2 separate regions of the Homo sapiens genome follow, and region 2 is linked to region 1. Evidence: chromatin contacts called from ENCODE Hi-C or POLR2A ChIA-PET data. All regions are on one chromosome and are shown on one strand. The core of a region is the stretch at or near the end of the contact, and the rest is flanking DNA. Distances in the headings are between cores, read along the strand shown. Region 1 holds the start of KDELR1 (KDEL endoplasmic reticulum protein retention receptor 1). Region 2 has its middle 20 kb from the start of ZNF114-AS1.

Region 1 (2,700 bases), core at 21-2,520:
GGGCAGGACACCGGGGCCTCTGAGGGTGGAAGAGGGTGTGTGTGTGTGGGCAGGGCAGAAACTCTGGAGCAGGGGGGAAGCCAGGGCCAGGGGCTCCTGAGGTAGTTTGGGTCAGAGTTTTGGCCTTGAGCCTCCTGGGTGAGGCTCCTGTTTCCTTCATCCTCAAGGTCTGGGAGAACAGGGTGAGGTGCACATTCCTGAAAAAGAAGAGAATCAGGGCCTAAATCTGTGGGTCGTAAAGGGAGAAACTGTAGATCTAGATTCTTAAGGTTAGGATGTTTGATCCATAAGATGGTGGGGGTGGGACCCTAAGTTCCAAGGAACAGCGTCCTAGGAGGGAAAAGGGCTGGGGCCCTGAACTCCTGGGTCTGAGGGAGGAGGGGCTGGGGCCCTGGACCCCTGGGTCTGAGGGAGGAGGGGCTGGGGCCCTGGACCCCTGGGTCTGAGGGAGGAGGGGCTGGGGCCCTGGACCCCTGGGTCTGAGGGAGGAGGGGCTGGGGATCTGGACTCCTGGGTCTGAGGGAGGAGGTGCTGGGGGTCTGGACTCCTGGGTCTGAGGGAGGAAGGGCTGGGGGCCTGGACTCCTGGATCTGGGGGAGGAGGGTCTGGGGGCCTGGAGTCCTGGGTCTGAGGGAGGAGGCTGGGGGCCTGGACTCCTGGGTCTGAGGGAGGAGGCTGGGGGCCTGGACTCCTGGGTCTGAGCGAGGAGGAGCTGGGCCTGGACTCCTGGATCTGAGGGAGGAGGGGCTGGGGGTCTGGACTTCTGGGTCTGAGGGAGGAGAGGCTGGGGGTCTGGACTCCTGGGTCTGAGGGAGGAGGGGCTGGGGACCCAGACTTCTGGGTTTGACGAACGGGCTGGGGCCTTGAGTCCTGGGTCTAGGGGAGGAAGTAGGTGGGGTATCTTTCTTGTCTTCTGGGGGATTGGAGTTAGAGTGCCTGAAAGCTGCAAAAGCTAGCAGCTGAGCCTCCGGGTCCCTGCAGGATTTTTCAAGCTCAGAGGGCAGTCTCTACATCCCTGCAAGGGCTGAGGCTGGTGTACTGGACTGCGTCTCTTCCAGAGACACAGACTGCCTGGGCGAACCGGTGCTGGATTTGGCACTTTCCGAACCCTGCGACCCTCCCAAGTTCCTATGGGGCAGCTTTGGGGGTGCGTTTAGCGCCGCCACGGCAAAGCAGGAGGTGGGCGATAGGGGGCGCCGGGGATCCAGGCCCCGCCCTCGGGGGCGGAGCCTCTCCTCCCGGACTCCTCCCCCTCTCGCTCTCCTCCCTCTTCCCGGCTCCAGCTCCGCCGCCAGCTCCAGCCTTTGCTCCCCCTCCCAAAGTCCCCTCCCCGGAGCGGAGCGCACCTAGGGTCCCTCTTCCGTCCCCCCAGCCCAGCTACCCGTTCAGACCAGCAGCCTCGGGGGGCACCCCCCCGCCAGCCTGCCTCCCTCCCGCTCAGCCCTGCCAGGGTTCCCCAGCCATGAATCTCTTCCGATTCCTGGGAGACCTCTCCCACCTCCTCGCCATCATCTTGCTACTGCTCAAAATCTGGAAGTCCCGCTCGTGCGCCGGTGAGAGGCCCACCAGGGCTGGCGAAGGAGAGAGATTGCGGGCGGGGGTTGGGGGACGTCGCAGGACTCAGGAAGGGTTTGGGGGCACTAGGGGCACAGGTTCCACCCCCACTGCTTGCTGGGGATCTCTCTTCTAGGTTCTGGGTCTCCAGGGGATCAGCTCCCTTCCCCAGACTGGCGGGGGTGCATACAGTTTCATGTGAATGGCTTTAGGCCCCCAATTCAGCCACCCCCAGCCCCAATCTGGGCAGCCCGAGGGTTCATGGACCGGGAACAGGGAACCATGGCAGGCGGGGAGGTGGCTGTGAGTTGGTGACGTGGACCGTGGCGGCCAGGAAGGGAACGGGAGGGAGGTGACCGGATCCGGGGCCTGAGGTCAGGGAAGGTCCTCCCTAGGCCTCACCTCAGGTCCAGACTGCGGGAGGACCCTGAGGGGCCAGGGGTAGCCATGAGGCCTAGTCTGGGACGGAGCCTCGGGCTGGAGTAGCTTCGGGGGCCTGGGCTGCCCCCTGGCTGTGGTCCGTGGGAAAGGGCCCTGCTCAGGCGGGGCGGGCTGGGGAGGCCTCCGGGGACAGCTGCACTCCAGAGCTGCCTCCAGGCTGGTCCCGGGCGCCCTGCCTTAGTTTATTGCCCATGCAGCCCACCCCCAGCTTCCTCTCTCCTTCTGTCTGTCTGTCTGTCTGTCTGTCTCTCTCTCTCTCTCTGTCTCTCTCTCTCTCTCTTTCTCTGTCTCTGGACCACAGGAATTTCAGGGAAGAGCCAGGTCCTGTTTGCTGTGGTGTTCACTGCCCGATATCTGGACCTCTTCACCAACTACATCTCACTCTACAACACGTGTATGAAGGTAGAGGCTCCACCCCACCTCTCTGGCCCCCACTGAGGCAGAGGAGCCGGGTGTGGGTCCCAGACTCCTAGGTCTGAGGGAGGAGGGGCTGGGGGCCTGGACTCCTGGGTCTGAGGGAGGAGGGGCCGGGGGCCTGGACTCTTGGGTCTGAGGGAAGAAGGGACTGAGGCCTGGACTCCTGGGTCTGAGGGAGGAGGGGTTGGGGGTCTGGACTCCTGGGTCTGAGGGAGGAGGGGCCGGGGGCCTGGACTTTTGGGTCTGAGGGAGGAAGGGACTGGGGCCTGGACTCCTGGGTCTGAGGGA
Region 2 (2,700 bases), core at 72-2,571, 100 kb after region 1:
GTGAAACCCCGTCTTTACTAAAAATGCAAAAATTAGCTGGGCATGATGGCGGGAGCCTGTAATCCCAGCTACTCAGGAGGCTGAGGGAGGCTGAGGCAGGAGGATTGCTTGAACCTGGGGGACAGAGGTTGCAGTGAGCCGAGATCATGCCTGGGTGATAGAGTGACACTCTGTCTCAAAAAAAAAAAAGGAATAGAGTGGAATATAAAGCATCGTGTAATACAGGGCCGTGTAATACAGGGTGGTATTTTTAAAACTAAAATTTTCTTTTTTTTGAGACGGAGTCTCGCCCTGTCACCCAGGCTGGAGTGCAGTGGCGCGATCTCGGCTCACTGTAACCTCTGCCTCCCGGGTTAAAGTAGTTCTTTGCCTCAGCCTCCCTAGTAGCTGGGATTACAGGTGCCCGCCACCATACCTAGCAAATTTTTTTTTTTTTTTTTTTTTAAGTAGAGATGGGGTTTCACCATCTTGGCCAGACTGGTCTGGGACTCCTGACCTGGTGATCCACCCACCTCGGCCTCCCAAAGTGCTGGGATTACAGGCATGAGCCACTGCAGCCGGCCTAAATTTTGTTTTTAATTGTACATATTTATAGGATGCGGCGTGATGTTTTGATACATATATAAATTGTGCAGTGATCAAATCAAGGTTATTAGCAAATCCATCATCCCAGATGCTTGCCATTTCTTTGCGGTGAAACATGCAAAATGTTCTAGCTATTTTGAAGTATACAATCCATTGTTGTTGGCTATAGAGGGTGGTATTCTTTTGTAAAAGTATGCTGATGCGGCCAGGCACGGTGGCTCATGCCTGCAATCCCAGCACTTTGGGAGGCCGAGGCGGGCAGATCACTTGAGGCCAGGAATTCGAGACCAGCCTGGCTAACATTGTAAAACCCCATCTCTACTAAAAATAAAAAATTAGCCAGGCGCGGTGACGGGCGCCTGTAATCTCAGCTACTCAGGAGGCTGAGGCAGGAGAATCGCTTGAACCCTGGAAGTGGAGTTTGCAGTGAGCCGAGATCGTGCCACTGCATTCCAACCTGGGCAACAGAGCAAGACCTTGTCTCAAAAAAAAAAAAAAAAAAATGCTGACGCAAAATGATTTCTTACTGTGCGTCAGAATTTTGGAAGCCACTGGTAGACAGTCCTTAGTTTCACACAATGATTTTCAGACAACTGCCCATTCGCCAATTCCAACCACCTCGGCCCACTGCCCAAATCCAACGTTTCTGGTCTCCGGGCGGCGCTGCCTTAGCAGGATCCGCCGCCAGGTGGCGCGCTCCCCCCGCCCGGAGTGGGTTTTGTTCCATCCCGGACTTAGATCTTCCAAGACGGCGATTTCCTTCTGGTCGGGTCTCTTCCCGAGGATCCGCTTTACTCGTACTAGAAACTCTGACCTCGAATGCAGTTCCAGAAGCAGAACCCTGTAGGGGGTTTCAGGCGGCCAAGAAGGGAAGTGGTTCTCCTAAGACCGTCCCGGCTTCAGTCCACGGCGCTCACTAAATGCCTCCCACGCCAGACGAGGTCCCCCGTCCCCGGAGCTCGCGTCCCAGAGGTGAGGACACACACGAACCCTCCTGCCCGAATTCGCGACCCCGTCAGTGCAGGGAGGCTCTGGCCTGGGGCTGAAGAGCCGAGTCTCTGGTGCCTGACAGCACGGGGTCGAGCCCCTCCCGGCCACCTGCTGGCTGTGTGATCTTGGGCATCGTGCTTGGCCTCGCTGTGCCTCAGTTCCCCCCACTGTAAAATGGTAGTGATAACAGCAGCCACTTCATAGCGTTGCAGGCGTTGCATGAGTTAATAGGTGCAAAGCGCTCAGAAGGGGGCCTGGCGTATGTTTGCCAAAACGATTGTTGAAAATTCTCAGTTTACATCTGTGAGAATTGAGGACCAGTTGGGGGTAGAGGGTGGGGAATCCCCAAAGTCGGCTAAGTTCAGCCTCAGCGACTGGAGGCGGGAGGGGTGTTCCCTCAGCTACAGATGTTTCCCCCCTCCCGCCCCGGCCCCCTCCACCCCCGGTTGAATCCAGGGATTCTGATTTCAGCCATGGTCCTTTTCCTCCGCACAGCGCTCCCTGGGGGTGGGAGTGGACCCAGGCCCCTTGGCAAGGTCTGGGACTGTCCTGGCATAGCAGCCTCCCCTCCTCCTCTTCATTCCTTCCAGGATGGGGAGGGCCATGAGTCACCCAGATTCTAGGATAAAGCAGCAGATTGCTGGGAAACGCAGGCAGCAGGGGTCCGGGAGAAAGGGCCAAGCTTGAGCCCCCTCAGCCACAGTGGGGGTCCCTGACCTGCAGGTCTTCCCCAAACACTGAAAGCTGAACTTAACAGTGCTGGGGCCATGCAGAATGCGCGCCTAGGAGGACCTCTGCTCTTACCAGTGGCGTTTCTCTTTTCTTTTCCTTTTTTTTTGGAGACGAAATCTCGCTCCGTCGCCCAGACGGGAGTGCAGTGGCGCAGTCTCAGCTCACTGCAACCGCTGCCTCCCTTGTTCAAGTGATTCTCCTGCCTCAGCCTCCCAAGTAGCTGGGATTACAGATGTCTGCACCATGCCTGGCTAAGTTTTGTATTTTTAGTAGAGATGGGGTTTCGCCATGTTGGCCAGGCTGGTCCCGAACTCCTGACCTCAAGTGATCCACCCACCCCGGCCTCCCAAAGTGCTGGGATTACAGGCATGAGCCACCGCGCCCGGCCTATTT

The links. Hi-C counts contacts between places; a loop is a spot of excess contacts on that map. ChIA-PET counts read pairs that join two places held with the same protein, here RNA polymerase II (POLR2A). Pooled maps may share reads with other maps.
Region 2: a pooled map shows a loop between it and region 1 (2.3-fold over the local background). The contact joins the enhancer-like site here to the promoter of KDELR1 in region 1. A Hi-C loop is called at or near these places in 3 of 50 pooled maps. POLR2A ChIA-PET finds 5 or more read pairs at or near these places in 3 of 52 experiments (H1, Panc1 and RWPE1).

What each region holds. Positions count from the first base shown.
Region 1 is chr19:48,390,121-48,392,820 of GRCh38, reverse strand. It overlaps KDELR1 (KDEL endoplasmic reticulum protein retention receptor 1), which reads left to right and starts at 1,270. Exons shown (of 5, transcript NM_006801.3): 1 at 1,270-1,553; 2 at 2,297-2,397. The coding sequence starts at 1,463. RefSeq lists a silencer at 1,114-1,433 and an enhancer at 2,304-2,443.
Region 2 is chr19:48,289,997-48,292,696 of GRCh38, reverse strand. No RefSeq gene overlaps it. Among named protein-coding and RNA genes, the nearest start is that of ZNF114-AS1, 20 kb to the right of the region's middle. RefSeq lists enhancers at 675-1,323, 1,441-1,490, 1,511-1,560. Within about 2 kb of position 1,321, at least 3 of the 41 ENCODE cell types and tissues checked have a DNase peak (open chromatin) inside an H3K27ac peak, as active enhancers do.